Regions from separate parts of the Homo sapiens genome. Here region 2 is linked to region 1. The links are chromatin loops, found by intact Hi-C in ENCODE. Cell type or tissue: CD14-positive monocyte. All regions are shown on one strand.

What was found. Hi-C counts contacts between places; a loop is a spot of excess contacts. Peaks named below come from ENCODE experiments on the same cell type or tissue, not always from the same donor. Only the 100,000 strongest peaks of a DNase experiment are listed, where the experiment ranks them.
Region 2: it touches region 1 in a loop (2.0-fold over the local background); 13 of 110 quality-filtered maps call a loop at or near these places.

Annotation. Positions count from the first base shown.
Region 1 is chr11:33,325,197-33,333,196 of GRCh38, reverse strand. It overlaps HIPK3 (homeodomain interacting protein kinase 3), which reads right to left. Exons shown (of 17, transcript NM_005734.5): 3 at 4,564-4,687. Among named protein-coding and RNA genes, the nearest start is that of KIAA1549L, 47 kb to the left of the region's middle. In CD14-positive monocyte, CTCF peaks have their summits at 3,038 and 3,238 (motif pointing right); a DNase peak (open chromatin) is centred at 3,276; H3K27ac peaks cover 6,072 bases.
Region 2 is chr11:33,271,608-33,279,607 of GRCh38, reverse strand. All of the region lies in intron 1 of HIPK3 (homeodomain interacting protein kinase 3), which reads right to left. Among named protein-coding and RNA genes, the nearest start is that of HIPK3, 18 kb to the right of the region's middle. In CD14-positive monocyte, no CTCF peak of the experiment used is centred here; no DNase peak of the experiment used is centred here; H3K27ac peaks cover 2,562 bases.

The DNA.
Region 1 (8,000 bases):
TATAGTTCCATTCTTAGATCCTTGTGATAGTCCACTGATATAGTTTGAATGTTTGTCCCCTCCAAATCTCATGTTGAAATATAATCCCCAGTGTTGGAGGTAGGGCCTGGTGGGAGGTGTTTGGGTAATAGGGGCCGATACCTCATGAATGGCTTGGTGCTGTCCCCCCAACAGTGAGTTCTCTCAAGATCTGGTTGTTTCAAGGTGTGTAGTACCCATCTCCCCCATCTCTTGCTCCTATTCTCACCATGTGAAACGCCTGCTCCCCTTCCCTTCTGCCATGATTGTAAGCTACCTAAGACCCTCACCAGAAGCACATGCTGGAGCCCTGCTTGTACAGCCTGCAGAACTGTGAGCCAATTAAATCTCTTTTCTTTATAAATTACTCAGGTATTCCTTTATAGCAATGCAAATGGCCTAATACATCCACACATATAAATAAATGTCCCCTTATTTGGGCCAGCTTGTGTGGGTCTCTTTGCTAAATAGCCTGACAAAAATAGAAATCTTGAAAGATTTATTTTCTCTGCAGTTGAAATAGTGAACTTTATTTTTCTTACATAAGACTTGAAATTACCAAATATAATTTGAATATAAAGTCAGACTCTTAGTTGTTCTGGATAACATTCTATCTAAACTCCAACAAACATTTTGGAGAAATAATGAACATTTACCAACTATTGTCCATCCGTCTATCCATCCATTCATCCATTCAACCATCCATCCATCCATAAAATAGTCCTTAATTCCCTAGAATACTTTTGATATGTCCCTAGTAAATATAAGTCCTGTAAATAGAACACTAATAAGACAGTTTATCTACAATCAAGACAGGAAGGGATTCACGCACTGTAACAATTGGTGGGTAGGATCTTCCCTAACCACACACACTAAATATAGATGTCTATATAAACGGAAATAAAATGCACATACAAGAAAATATGAAATTATAAATTTTCAACACGGTCAGTGTCTACTTACAGAATCTAAAATCCAAAGAGAAAATGGCATTGGAAAGGTTTTAAGACATGATAAATATGATTAAAGGGCTAGAACACAAACCCTATAATGAAGAATTAAAATACTTTGAATATTTTTCCTGCTGACTCAAATTTGGCTTTTAAAAATATAATAATTTGGCCAGGCGCGGTGGCTCGTGCCTGTTATTGCAACACTTTGGGAGGCCTAGGCAGGAGGACCACTTGAGCCCACGAGTTCAACTTTGCAGTAAACCATGATCCTGCCACTGCACTCCATCCAGGGCAACAGAGAAAGACTCTGTCTCTAAAGAAGAATATGATATACTGTTAAGAACTCTTTAGTTTACATCTATAAAATGGAGGCAACAGTAGTGTGTACTTCATAGGGTTGTTACGAGCATTAAATGAGTTAATATAAAGTGTTAACAGCAGTTCCTAGTACATAAAAGAGCTCAGTAAGCATTAATTAGTTAATATTACTATTGCCCACTGCACTGCCACTGTAAGGCAAAAAATAATAATTAGAAAAAAACTGCCAGGCCAGGTGCAGTGGCTCACACCTGTAATCCCAGCATGTCTGGAGGTCCAGGCGGGAGGATGGCTTAAGCCCAGGACTTTGAGACCAGCTTGGGCAACATAGAGAAAGAGACCCCATCTCTACAAAAAATTAAAAATGAGTCAGGCATGCTGGTGCACACCTGTATCCCCAGCTACTGGGCACAGCCTGAGGTAGGAGGATTCCTCGAGCCCAGTAGTTCAAGACTGCAGTGAGCTATGATCATGCCACTGCATTCCAGCCTAGATGACAGACTGAGACCCTGTCTAAAAAAAATACCAACTCCCCAGTTGGGGTGTCCAAGTATATCTAGGCAGCTGATTACTGGAATAAGGAACAGATAATAGAGAGAGACATACCCTACTGGTGGCCCTTTCACATCCTAACATTAGGTGATCACAATCTAGCGAGATGGGGAAAATCTATGAAAGTCAAACACATTAATAAACAGACTAAAGCTGTTCTGAGAAACATATGTGGCCAGGCGCAGTGGCTCTTGCCTGTATTCCCAACACTTTGGGAGGCCAAGGTGGGTGGATCATTTGAGATCAGGAGTTTAAGACCTGCCTCGTCAATATGATGAAACCCCATCTCTACTAAAAATAAAAAATTAGCCAGGCATGGTGGCACACACCTGTAGTCCCAGCTACTAAGGAGGCTGAGGTGGAAAAATTGCTTGAACCTATGAGGCGGAGGTTGCAGTGAGCCGAGATGGAACCACTGCACTCAGGCCTGGGCGACAGAGTGAGACCCTGTCTCAAAAAAGAAAAAGAAAAAGAAAAAAGAAAAACATATGTGAACATTTTAACAAGTGCAAAAAAAAAAGCACTTGAAAGTCCTAAACCAAGTTAAGACTGATAGGGAAAAAAAAAAAAATTATCAAAATTTATCAAAGCCTTTATAACAAATACCATGCTTGAAAATGAGCTTAAAGTCCCAGATTAGGGCCAAAACAAAGACGCCCACAAAATCACTACAATTTATTTGCTTTGCATTCATGTATTTTGTAAAATATTTTAAAACATTGAACTGTGGGCGGGGCACAGTGGCTCACGCCTGTAATCCCAACACTTTGGGAGGCTGAGGCAGGCAAATCACAAGGTCAAGAGTTCGAGACCAGCCTGGCCAACATGGTGAAACCCCATCTCTACTAAAAATACAAAAATTGGCCGGGCATGGTGGTGTGTGCCTGTAATCCCAGCTACTCAGGAGGCTGAGGCAGAAGAATCGCTTGAATCCGGGAGGCGGATGTTGCAGTGAGCTGAGATCACGCCACTGCACTCCAGCCTGGGCGACAGAGCAAGACTTCATCTCAAAAGAAAAAAGAAAAACAAACAAAGACAAAAAAACCCCACTGAACTGTGAGACTATTGATGCTATATGCCAAGGGCCAATGACTTTTTTTAATCCCTTTGGTAATATACATCCTGAAAACATTGTCAATCTGGATCAGATAATACCTGTTCCAAGTTTAGTTTAAAAAAAACAAACATTCATTATAAAATTTAGAAAAACTGAGTTTTGGTCAAGGCTTTGTCTTTAAAATTACTATTGTGACTTTTGACAAGTGAATTCATTTTTCTGGGCCTCAGTTTTCTCCTTTATAAAATGAAAAGGGGGCAGTTACTGGGTAATCTCTGGGGTCCTTTTCAATACTAATATCAGTTGTCCAAGATGAACTGTGAAGTCCTAATCGAGTATAATAACAAATCAACTTGAAATTGCCACTAGAGGGTGTCCTGCTCCAGGGCGGTATGCATGCCATAGGCTAATCTACAAAGCCAAGGGTGTATTTCTAGCATTTTACTGGTGCCTCAGTATTCCAACAGCTAAAGGATTATGGGACTCTGATTCAATTACTAACTCGTTCAGAACTGACGGTAGTCTTGCATCTGTATCAAAGCTAGTAATTGGGTAGAAAGCTGAAAGAAGACAGGATGTATGGAAAATTTTACAGAAACCCAGTGGAATTCTGAACATGGAGGAGGGAAGGTAGAGAATATGGAAAACCTAACCTAAAAGGGAAGGTTCATGGATGATGACAAGAGATTAAAGTCAATGATAACATCTAATCTAATAATCAGTATTAAATGACAGAGTCATCTCAGGAACATTTAAGTCACCTAAATTAATTACCTCTCTTTTTCCTCTTGATAGAGAAAATAGCCCTAAAATACAAGGCTATAATCATGATTATGTAATAGGTGCTTTAAATTCTTCTATTTTCTATTTTTTCTTGCTTGAAAGTTAAATATCATCTAAATAAAAATATTCACTAATCAGAATGACAAAATTAATGTAACTACTTTGTTGATTTTGACTAGCATTTTCTATTAGAATGAGTTGAGTACATTATCTCAAAGATACTCAAAGAATAATAAATAAGATGGCAGTTTCTCCAAAAAATAATCTTGGTATTAATATTTAAGACTACTAGCACACAACACTGTTTAATAGTACAGAAAGGCTAATGAATATACCTGAAAACTACCATGAAAAGTGTGCTTAATAAGGTAATTTGCTGAATTCTACCGAGAATCATTAAACAGTGCTAAAAGAGAATTTCAGCACCACTCAAAACAGCTAAAAAGACTGAGAAGAGTTCAAGTTACTGAGGTATTTAAAACACCAATAATGGCAGTTGGTTTAAGACCAAAAGTTATAACGCCTTTTAGGAGCTTTTATGCCTTGGGAGGGGCTGACGTTTCACACATCAAAGTTTGTCACCCAAGCAAAGCACAATTAATTAAATGGACACACAATCCAACCTTTTATATGTTTACAGTATAAAATTTTCCCAATAATTTTACAAAACTGGTTTTGAGATTCTATAGGCTGTAACTTTATGAAAACTTACTTCAGCATTATAAAACAGTTTTCAAAATCAATTCTACAAGATCCCAGATTCTGCCACTTTATGTTAAAAAGACTTTCCAGTGTATTGTACACCTGCAGCCATGTGTTCCTGTAAGTCTGTTATTATTCTTTACTTTTTACCAATTCTATTAGATTATCATTATTTGTTACCTGATCATACTCCAAGGCTCCTGGGTAGAGCGGCCATCCAAGAAATAATTCTGCAATCACACATCCCAATGACCACATGTCTATGGCTTCACAAAATGGCAACCCCAATATAATCTCTGGAGCTCTGAAATTTAAAATTAAAACAAAAATCAGGGTGGTTTTTCTCTAAAATTACCTAATTTCAACTGGCATTCTAGGAAGTTGGTAAAATGACAGAGGTATCACATTCTATGTATAGGAACTCTTCACTATTTCAGAACTCTTTGAAACCTAGACATAATCCTGAATTAATCTGAAAGGGGTACTATGAGTACAACATTTCTATAATAAAGTCTCTTCCACTGTAATCCTTTTCCCTTATAGTTTTACTAACATAACATTTTTTGAAAAAGGAAAAACATACATCTTGTTTTTAAGACTACAGCAGATCAGAAATAACACAATAGGAAGAGAACTGGCAAACTATTAAATACATACTATGACATCAGCAGAACTGAAAACCAGACATTGAGAGAGAAAACAAAAACAAAGCAAAATCCTCAAAGGCTAAAAGTGAATCTAGACCTAGATATTACTTCAGAATACAGTAATAAATATTTACCTAATTGGAGCCATTAGTCATCCAAGAGATTAAACTAAATTCAGTGTATTCTGTCTTAAAAGGCAGACAAGTATACAGCATATAACAACATAGTTAAAAAGCATTTCAGCACTTAAAAGTGTTTGGTCATTTGGGAAATGTACTCCAAGAAACATATTATTCCTAGATAAATTATGTTGCACCTTCATATGGATTTCCCTTGAGAAGATTCATGTTCTAAGACAGACTCCATGTACAGCTGTGTAATTCCAAAGAAGTCATATGGATCACAGTTATCCTAGATTAGTGTGCATGTGTTTAATTTTAAAACAATCTCAATCTTACAGAGAAGTTGCAAGAACAGTACATATTTTTTCCTTAAATCACCCGAGAATAACTTGCCAAATATCTGTATACTTTATAGTTCCTACAAAGAAGAATATTCTCCTACATAACCACAATACAATCATCAAAATCAAGAAATGAACTCTGATACATCTCCACCTTCTAAGCTTCAGACTCCATTTAAGTTTGGCCAATTATACTAATACCGTCCTTTTTGGCAAAAGGATCCAACTCAGGATCATGCATTGCATCTAGTTGTCCTATCTCTTTCAGTCTTTTTCAATATGGAATAATTCCTAAGTTTTGTCTAGATTTCCATGACCTTTGTATAACATATTACAGGACAGATATTTGAAGAAACGTCCCTCAGTGTGGGTTTGTCTGATGTTTCCTCATAATTAGATTCAGAGGAACATCACAGAAGTGATCATGTTTTCTCATTGTATCTTATTAGGCATGCAATTCTGATATGTTCCATTACTAATAATTTTTACTTTGATCACATGATGTCTGCTATATTTCTCTACTACTAAGTTCCTACTTTTCTCTTTCTAATTAAGTATTTTGTGGGATCTCAAATTGAAACTATATAAATAATCCATTTCTTATCAAACTTTCATTTTTTTCATTTATTTACCTGTATGAGTACAGATTAAAGGATTCCTACTTTGTTCAATGAGTTATAATCCATGACTATAATTACTTATTTTGATTCTCAGATTTTCCCAGATTTGGCGTGGTAGCTCACACCTGTAATCCCAGCACTTTGGGAGGCCAACATGGTAGGATTGCTTGAGCCCAAGAGTTCCAGATCAGCCTGGGCAACATAATGAGACCTCATCTCTCCAAAAAAAGAAAAAATTTTTTTTAATTAGCCAGGGTGATGGTCCGCACCTGTAGTCCCAGCTATTTGGGAGACTGAGGTGGAAGGGTCACTTGAGCCCAGGAGGTCCAAGCTGCAGTGAGCTGAGATTGTGCCACTGCACTCCAGCCTGAGGGACAGAGCCAGGCTCTGTCTCGGGGGAAAAAAAAAAAAATCCCAGATTTGACCAGTCATAACTCCCTCAGACTTTTATGTTCTTCTGACAATAATCTCTGATTATTTCTTTGCTTTCTGACACAGCAAGATATTCCAGGCACATCTTGTTCTTTCCCTGCTCCAGTCCTAAAAACAGCTATTTCTCTGAGGATCTCTGGTATCTTTTCGTATAGAATAGACCTTTGAAACAAAGATCAGGGAGCTATGGATCCTCATTACTATTGGGATGGTTCCCAGACCTTCTCAGTACGTATATTACCTAGAGTTAAGCAAAATAAGCCTGCTAATTTCTTAACTGAGACTGGGGGTTGTCATCTCCTAAGGCAGTGGTTCTCAATCTTGGCTACACATTACAATTATTTGGTCCTGGCCACACCCTACACCAATTAAATCAGAAACCCTGGGGATTAGACTTAGGAATCAAGAGTGGCTTCAACATATAGCCAAAGTTGAGAACCAAAGCCTTACACTCAAGAAGTTAGACCAATGGGAGGACCACCCCATTTCTTCCCTACAACTCTTCTGGCAAAGGAAATTCAGAGGATAATGAACAAGCTGTTTTCTACTACAGACTTGGGATCTGTCCAGTGAATATTCTACTCCTGGCCCCATCTCTGCTGTAAATAATACTTAAGATTCAGTAGAACCTTAACCAATCCACAGGCATTTGTTGAAAACAAGAGCCACGGGGAGATTCTATGAGGTATAAAAGATCTTCAAAACATGGTTATAAGAAGTTTTCATTCTTTTGACAAAATATTCAAGTGTGTGTATGGATGTATACACATTAATTATATTTAGGTATAATCAAATGCTAAAACGTGTTGTAGAAAGATAAAAAAAGGAAGCTGCACTGTTATTAATCCTATATATTCACAATATTGTACCAAAAAAAGCTATCAAAGATGGAGACCTTATCCCTTTTTGTTCATTATTTGTGTACCTAGAACCTTGTAAAGAATATGCATTCAGTAAACATTTCTCAAATAAATCATTTCAACACAGGTTGAGTCACACAAAGAAAAGTATCAGAGTACGGTCTGGTTTTGGACTAGGCCTTCAAATACAGAAGTCTAGGCAGAAAGAAAGAGAACGGGGCACAAGAGTTTATAAAGAGCATATATTAACCTATACTAAAAAAGATTCAAAGCAAAAATGCAGTTTTGAAAGTACGGCGTGGAAATGAGATTCACTACCAATGTTAACCATATACTAATCTGAATGCAAAACAAAAATCAGTAAGACTAATGATAGGCCTATTACTGTGTGTATAAAAGTTTTATGATTATTTTGAAATATTTAATATGGAAAATTCTTCATAGGATTTGAAATTTTTCGGTGTAGAACTTTTCAGTATCGCATTTGGCAATAAAGGAAAGTAACAATAACAGCACCTAAGATATACCACTTAAAGAGACTGAAATCATTTTAATTCTGTTAACAGTAAGAAAAGAGTTTCTGTCAGACAAAGAG
Region 2 (8,000 bases), 54 kb after region 1:
CATCTTTTTATAATTACCAAACCAGCAATGTAATCAATATTGACACCCATAGTCATGAGTCTGATCATTGCTAACCATAGTGGGCTGTTTCCATCTTTTTTTACTACACATAATATTAGCCCATCTGAAAAGGGAGGGAGAAAACAGAAACAAATACTTTACCAAGTTATATTCAATTTATTTGCCAATATGAAATTTCTGAATTATTTTTGACCAAACTTACATACACTACATATGTAATAGGGTTCTTCTTCTTCTCTTTTTTTTTTTTTTTTTTTTTTTTGAGACAAAGAGTCTCCCTCTGTTGCCTGCGCTGGAGTGCTGGAGTGCAGTAGCGTGATCACAGCTCACTGCAACCTCCGCCTTCCCAGGTTCAAGTGATTCTCGCGCCTCAGCCTCCCAAGTAGCTGGGATTATAGGCATACACCACCATGTCTGGCTAATTTCTGTATTTTTAGTAGAGATGGGGTTTCGCCATGTTGGCCAGGTTGGTCTCAAATTCCTAGCCTCAAGCCATCCACCCACCTCAGCCTCTCAAGTGTTGGGATTACAAGCATGAGCCACCAGGCCTGACTGGGTTCTTCTTTTAAATGTACTTTGATATCACAAATAAATTAAATAAAAGGTAATAATGCCTTGCACTCTCCTTACTCAACTTACTTCTATTTGTTCAAATCTCCATTTTAAAAATCTTTTCCTTTTTAAAAATTGCGGTAAAAATAAATAAAATTTACTATCTTAAATCATTTTTTTTTTCCTTTTTTGAGACGGAGTCTCGCTCTGTCGCCCAGGCTGGAGTGCAGTGGCACGATCTCTGCTCACTGCAAGCTCCACCTCCCGGGTTCACGCCATTCTCCTGCCTCAGCCTTCCGAGTAGCTGGGACTACAGGCGTCCACCACCACGCCCGGCTAATTTTTCGTATTTTTAGTAGAGACGGAGTTTCACCATGTTAGCCAGGATGGTCTCGATCTCCTGACCTCGTGTATCTTAAATCATTTTAAATGTACTGTTCAGTGACATTAAGTACAGTGAGCATGCTAAAAAAACAAAGAAACCAGCAACACCAAGAAACACAAGTAGGTGCTTCTTGACCAACTACCAAGTCCCTCTCCTATTCCTACTTTGGTCTTTACATGGATCCAGTTATTTCTCACAGTTTTCTCTTTCCTCCCTTATCTCAATCAAACCCTGAGATATGAGTTTATGCTCCTATAAACACAGCCCTTCACATTCTGTCCTCAAAATATTGTCCTTCTTTTCCTTTGACCTATCATCTCTTCCTGATTATTTCCCACCACAGCCTGCCAATATTCTTGGCTAAATTCTAGTTCCTCTTTCTAGTAAAATTATAGATAGAAAATTAACACTTTTCTTACATAGCACAAAATGTATTCATAAAGATTTATAATTTTTATTCCTTTTAGTTTAAAATTAGTTATATTTTTAACAAATTAATCATCAACCTCTGACAGAAAGGAGAGGTTTTCTTTAAAGAAGATGTAAAAAACACACACTCTTAGAAGGGAAAATATGACAAATTTGATTTTACTAAAATTTAAAGCTTTCATTCATCAAATGATACCTGAAATAAAGATAAGCCACTGACATAGAGAAGTTATTTGCAATACACGTAACTGAGAAGAGATCTAAAGAAGTCATATTATGTTTGGTAAAACTGAGTAGACAAATGGACAGAAGATATAAACAGACAATTCACAGACAGGAAATACAAGCCAAGTCTTATTTTATGCCATTTTATAGCCACCAAACTGGCAAAAAGAAGTAGGACAACATCCACTGTTGAAGAATAGGGCAACAGGAACTGTTATACAAGGGTAAGAAGTACAATCACTTTTGAGGGCAAAGCTGAAAATGGACATACTCTATAATCCAGCAATTCTTCTCCCAGGTGTATACTCCATCTAGAGAAATTCTCACAAATATGCACAAAGAAACAGGTAAATTAATGTTCACTGCAGCACTATATGTAGTATCAAAATTTCAGAATAATCTAATTGTCAGAAAAGGACTGGATATTGTGGCTTAGTCATAAAATACAAAGCATGCAGTACAAGTGTGGCTCATATCACAATTATTATATATTTATGTACCACAAAAAAAGAAAATATACCAATTGTTAGGTCAAGACATCATCGATTTTAAGATGCATCCCAATTTCAAAGATGTTAAAATGTTAGGAGGAAATGTGCTAGAACTGATGAAGTGCAGCAAAATGAATTAACTGAAATTACATATATCAACGTACATAAATCTCAAAATATAGAACAAAAAAAGTTGCAGAAGAGCATGTATCATTTATTATAAAGTTAACAGAAGACAAAACTATACCATGTTTTATATGTGGTAAAGGTATAAAAACATGCATGGAAATGACAGACATGTCAAGGAAGAAAAGAGAAGGAAGGGACCTCAAATTTATTTTGCACACTGGATGACAGTTGCATAGGAAGTGATTCTATTACTCCCTATACTTTCATAGCCTGGGTTTACATTAATTTTTAAATAAAGAAGGTAAAAAATCTATCAGAGAATAGGAATAACCTATTTTAGTAATTGTTTATTTTTAAATTACAAAAATACAGCCCTGGCATGGTGATTCACACCTGTAATCCCAGCACTTTGGGAGACCGAGGCTGGTGAATCATTTGAGGTCAGGAGTTTGAGATCAGCCTGGCCAACATGATGAAACCCCGTCTCTACTAAAAATACAAAAATTAGCTGGGTGTAGTGGTGCACACCTGTAATCCAGCTACTCAAGAAGTTGAGGCATGGGAATCACTTGAATCCGGAAGGCAGGGGTTGCTGTGAGCCAAGATCATGCCACTGCACTCCAGCCTGGGCAACAGAGTGAGACTCTATCTCAAAAAAAATAAGAATAATAAAATAAAATAAAATTACAAAAATACGATCATTTTAGATATATTTTATTAACATAACCAATCAGCCATACCTTATTTCATTCAGTTGGTAACCATACCAATTTGGTAACCACACCAAAGTGAAGCAGTCACCTGTTCAGTCCGTACAAGCCTAAAATATTTGCCACGTACCCCAAGAAACTAGCTAGAATCTATCTCAGATATGAACGTGATTGTATATCAACTATATATAATGAATATCCAAAAGTTATTTCATAACATTATTTACCATATTAACACTTAAAATATTATTTATTCATAGGCCCTGTCTCAAAAATATGAAAACAAATCCAAATTGAGGAAGAGTCTATAAAATAATGGCAGTATTCTTCAAAAGGTCAATGTCAAATCAACATAAAGACTGAGGAAGTTTTCAGATCACAGATTAAACTAAAGAGATACAACAACTGAACAGTCTTTACTTTATGCAATTAGTTAGAGTTAAAGGGACATGCCTGCAACTTACTCTCAAAAAATTCAGATAAAAACATAATATAGATACAGAGAAAAAAAGGTAAAAGCAAATGCAGTAAAATGTTAACATTTGAATAATCTAGGTGAAAAATACACAGGAATTCTTTGTATTATTCTTGCAGCTTTTCTGTAGGTCTGAATATTTGTCAAAGGATAAGTTAAACAGAAAACAAGAACGAGTGACAGGTATAAAACAATGTCTTTCTTGAACAAGACTCTTCTTCAAGGGTCACTAACTTGTGGATGAACAGCCAAATATGGTAGGCGTAGCCCAGAGCACCCAAAGTCTAGAATTGCCAGGCATATGAAGAGTCCCTAGGATCATCTGCCAGCACTAATTTTAAAAGTAATCATAAGCAGTGAGGGCAAATTTCTTCATTTAAAAGTATTACTTAATTCATAACAGTTTTTAAAGCTGTTGGTCATTATATAACTTCTTCAATCAATAAAGACTAAAAGTAGAACTTCACTATATGATCCAATAAATTCTGACAATTAAAAGGGCTTTTCATTCTTCAAAGGACAGAACCATAGTGCCAGTCTATGCAAGGCTCTATAAATAGAAATTACAAAATAGAACTATATAACAATATGTAGCCAGTAAAAAGGAGTTTCTAGTCAGTTTATTTCATTTCTCAATTACCTTGTTTAAAGTGCATATTTATAAAAGACAAAACAACATGCCATTTAAAAAAAAAAGGCAGGAGACACTAGACAATAAGTTGGTAGTATGAACAGTAAATGAGTTTAATTCTTCATTGGTTAACTAGGTGTCAATATTTTAAATACCTCTATTATTTTAGAAGATTATTTTTACCAGCATTCAATCCAGGAAATAATACTAAACCATTTCATTGGCTGGGCACAGTGGCTTACACCTGTAATCCCAGCACTTTGGGAGGCTGAGGCGGGCGGATCACGAGGTCAGGAGTTCAAGACCCACCTGACCAGTATGTTGAAACCCCACCTCTACTAAAAATACAAAAATTAGCTAGGCATGGTGGCACGCAACTGCAATCCCAGCTACTCAGGAGGCTGAGGCAGGAGAATCACTTGAGCTCGAGAGGCGGAGGCTGCAGTGACTCAAGATCACGCCACTGCATTCCAGCCTGGGTGACAGAGCAAGACTCCATCTCAAAAAAAAAAAATTGTGTCTACCATTTCATATAAGAAACAACCACCATACATTGTAAAACTTAATAAACTAAACCTGCTGTCTGAGGTGCCTACAGAACATTTATTTTGAAAATACTAAAGTCTTGGGTATTTTCCAGCAGTATTGTGAACAAAGCATCTAGAGAATGTGTTGACTATAACACAAATCAGCATGTTAAATAACAAGCTTCATCTGACTTAGCAAAATGTTCCAACATTTGGAACAGAAAATGACCTGTTGGACATTTCAAAGCTGCTAGAAATCACCCTGCCAGTACAAATCTTTAACAAGGCTAGAAAAGAGCTAATTAATTCAAAAAAATTACACAAGGATTACTCTTACTAAGCAGATAATTCTCTAGATTTTTAAAAGCTATATAAAATAAAAAATCAGAAATGGAAACCCTGACAGAAAGGTTGACTAAAGACAAAAAGTTTACCTGAAGTTCCCTCTTTCTTGATGTAAACTTAAGATTAATAACTCAAATTCAGCTTATATAACTTAAGTACTAAAGAAAAATTTTTACTTAAATTCTTCATACAACGCCCAATATCTACCAATGAGCTATTAGAAAGAGTAAACAGTTTTTTAAGTTTGGGTTATGAACAACTCCCTTAATAGAAAGCCAAATGTATTGCTTTCTACTTTATAGGAAAATCTGTCTCAAAAGAACCACCACAAAACTTTTATTTCTTATGAAAATCTATGTAACTTTCAGACAAAGATAAATACAAAATATTAAAGATTAAGAAGGCAAAGGTCAAATGATTCCTACAAGATCACCTGACATCATCTCCCTTTAAAACAACTCAACAGGTAAACTGGAATCCTAGATTAATAATTTGACCGAATGCCCACTGCTGACAGCAATAAAAAGGAAAAAATCTGCCAACAAATAAGATTTTTGTATGAGATAATGATTCAAAGCTCTAAATGAACATGTAGAGAACCAAAGGTCAGGTTCTATAAAACTTTTCAAAAGTATGGTTTACCTTAAACAACCTTAAGATTCTCATCACTATATTCACACCTGAAAGAGAACTATCACTCTACAGTAATGTAAATCACACAAGAATGAAAATTCTAAAAACCAACAGAATGAGAACAGTGGCTACCATCTCCTTTGCCAGACACATAACAGTTTTTCAGTTGTAAGAGCTGAAAAGATAAATATTTAACTGCATAAGCTTGAGTATAGTACTTTCAGTTATTTACAGCTGCATAAGCTTGAGTATAGTACTTTCAGTTTTTAAAAATCTTTATGAAAGACATTGTGGGGCCTGGAAAAAATAAGTTGAATAGAAAAGTCAACTGTTTCTATTTTCCAAATTCTATTAAGATCCTATAGGGTCCTAATATGCCTTATACTGCTAAATTCAAAGTATTTTTTTAATTTCTACAATTATGTTTTCTTTCTACTCAGGCTGTAGTTGCCAGACATTCCACTTTATATAAATGCCCTTTTTAAGGAATTTTGCAAAGTATTGTCCAAAATCTTCTTTTTTTTTTTTTTTTTTTTTTTTTTGTGGAGACAGAGTCTCACTCTGTCGCCCAGGCTGGAGGTGCAGTGGCGTGATCTCGGCTCACTGCAAGCTCCGCCTCCCAGGTTCACGCCATTCTCCTGCCTCAGCCTCCCGAGTAGCTGGGACTACAGGTGCCCGCCACCACACGCCTGGCTAATTTCTTTTTGTATTGTTAGTACAGACGGGGTTTCACCGTGTTAGCCAGGATGGTCTTGATCTCCTGACCTCGTGATCTGCCCGCCTCGGCCTCCCAAAGTGCTGGGATTACAGGCGTAAGCCACCGCACCCAGCCCAAAGCCTTTCTAATGTGGAAATACTCTTTTTAATTTTCAAAGTTTAACTGTCACTTATATCTTGTCAACTGAGGATGGCCCTTTACAATGGCTTCAGGAAACTCTCTGGTATCAAGTCGGAAACAATAGGGAGGCGTAGGCAGGAGGATCATTTGAGCCCAAGAGTTTAAGATCATCCTGGGCAAGATGGCAAGACCCCATCTCTATTTAAAAAAAAAAATTAGCCAGGCACGGTGACACACACCTATAGTCCCAGCTACTTGGGAGGATGCCTTGAGCCCAGGAGTTTGAGGTTGCTTGGCTGTGATAGTGCCTACCACTGCACTCTAGCCTGGGTGACAAAGCAAGACCTCATCTCGACAGGGGACAGGAGGGAACGGGAGGGGAGGGGAGGAAGAAAGAGGGAGGGAGGGAGGGAAGGAAGGAAGGAGGGAGGGAGGGGGAGGGAGGAGGGAGGGAGGGAGAGAAGGAGGAAAGGCCGAGATTGCACCACTGCACTTCAGCCTCGGCAACAGAATGAGACTTCATCAAAAAGAAAGAAAAAAGAATAAAGGAAAAAGGAAAAGGGAAGGGAAGGGAAAGGAAAAAAGGAAAAAGGAAAGAAAAAAGGAAAAAGGAAAGGAGAAAGATCTCTCTCATTCTTATGACAACTTTGAGGAAGGTGATACAGCAGAAACTTGCAACAGGTCTCCTTAGGAAAGCCAGAAAAACTAAAGAACAGCAATGTAATTTACAAACATCTAAAGAGTTAAGAAAACAAGCAGCTTCTCAAGACAGTACCCACAAAGAAACGACATTGAATTATTATTATTTTTTTTTTTTGGAGACGGAGTCTTACTCTGTCGCCCAGGCTAGAGTGTAGTGGCGCGATCTCGGCTCACTGCAACCTCCACCACCCATGTTCAAGCGATTCTCCTGCCTCAGCCTCCTGAGTAGCTGGGATTACAGGCACCTGCCACCACGCCCAGCTAATCTTTCGAATTTTTAGTAGAGATGGGGTTTCACCATGTTGGCCAGGCTGGTCTCTAACTCCTGATCTCAAGTGATCCACCTGCCTCGGCCTCCCAAAGTGCTGGGATTACAGGCGTGAGCCACTGCACCCGGCCACGACATTGAATTCTTAAAAATCTATTACAACTGCTTCTATCTGGCCCTAACTACATCTAATCATTAACTTTAAGTGACACATTTTTTGAGTTGCTTATAAGCTGTGCATTAAAACCACAAATTTAGATAGACTTAGCAAGGCTACATATTTATTTTTCTTCCACTGAAAGTGTCATAGAAAAACAGATTTTTTCTTTATGTTAGTGTAAAAAGTCACACTATCAATGCATGACACTAAAAACCATACATATCAGAACTATAATGATAATGATAAAAATAGTTTTCTTCATAATTATCTGGCTGAAGAGATTTTTTTAAATACACCATCAATGTATAAAAAAGAAAGATATTAAGAAAGTTTAAATTTAAGTTGCATATGTAACTAACAGCTAACACATTTTAAGTTTAAAATTAAGTAGCCATTGATCCCATAAATAAAAATGTGCTTCCTCATTAGACTGAAAATGGCTGCAAAGTAGTTACAGTTTACTGATTAGAAATCTATTC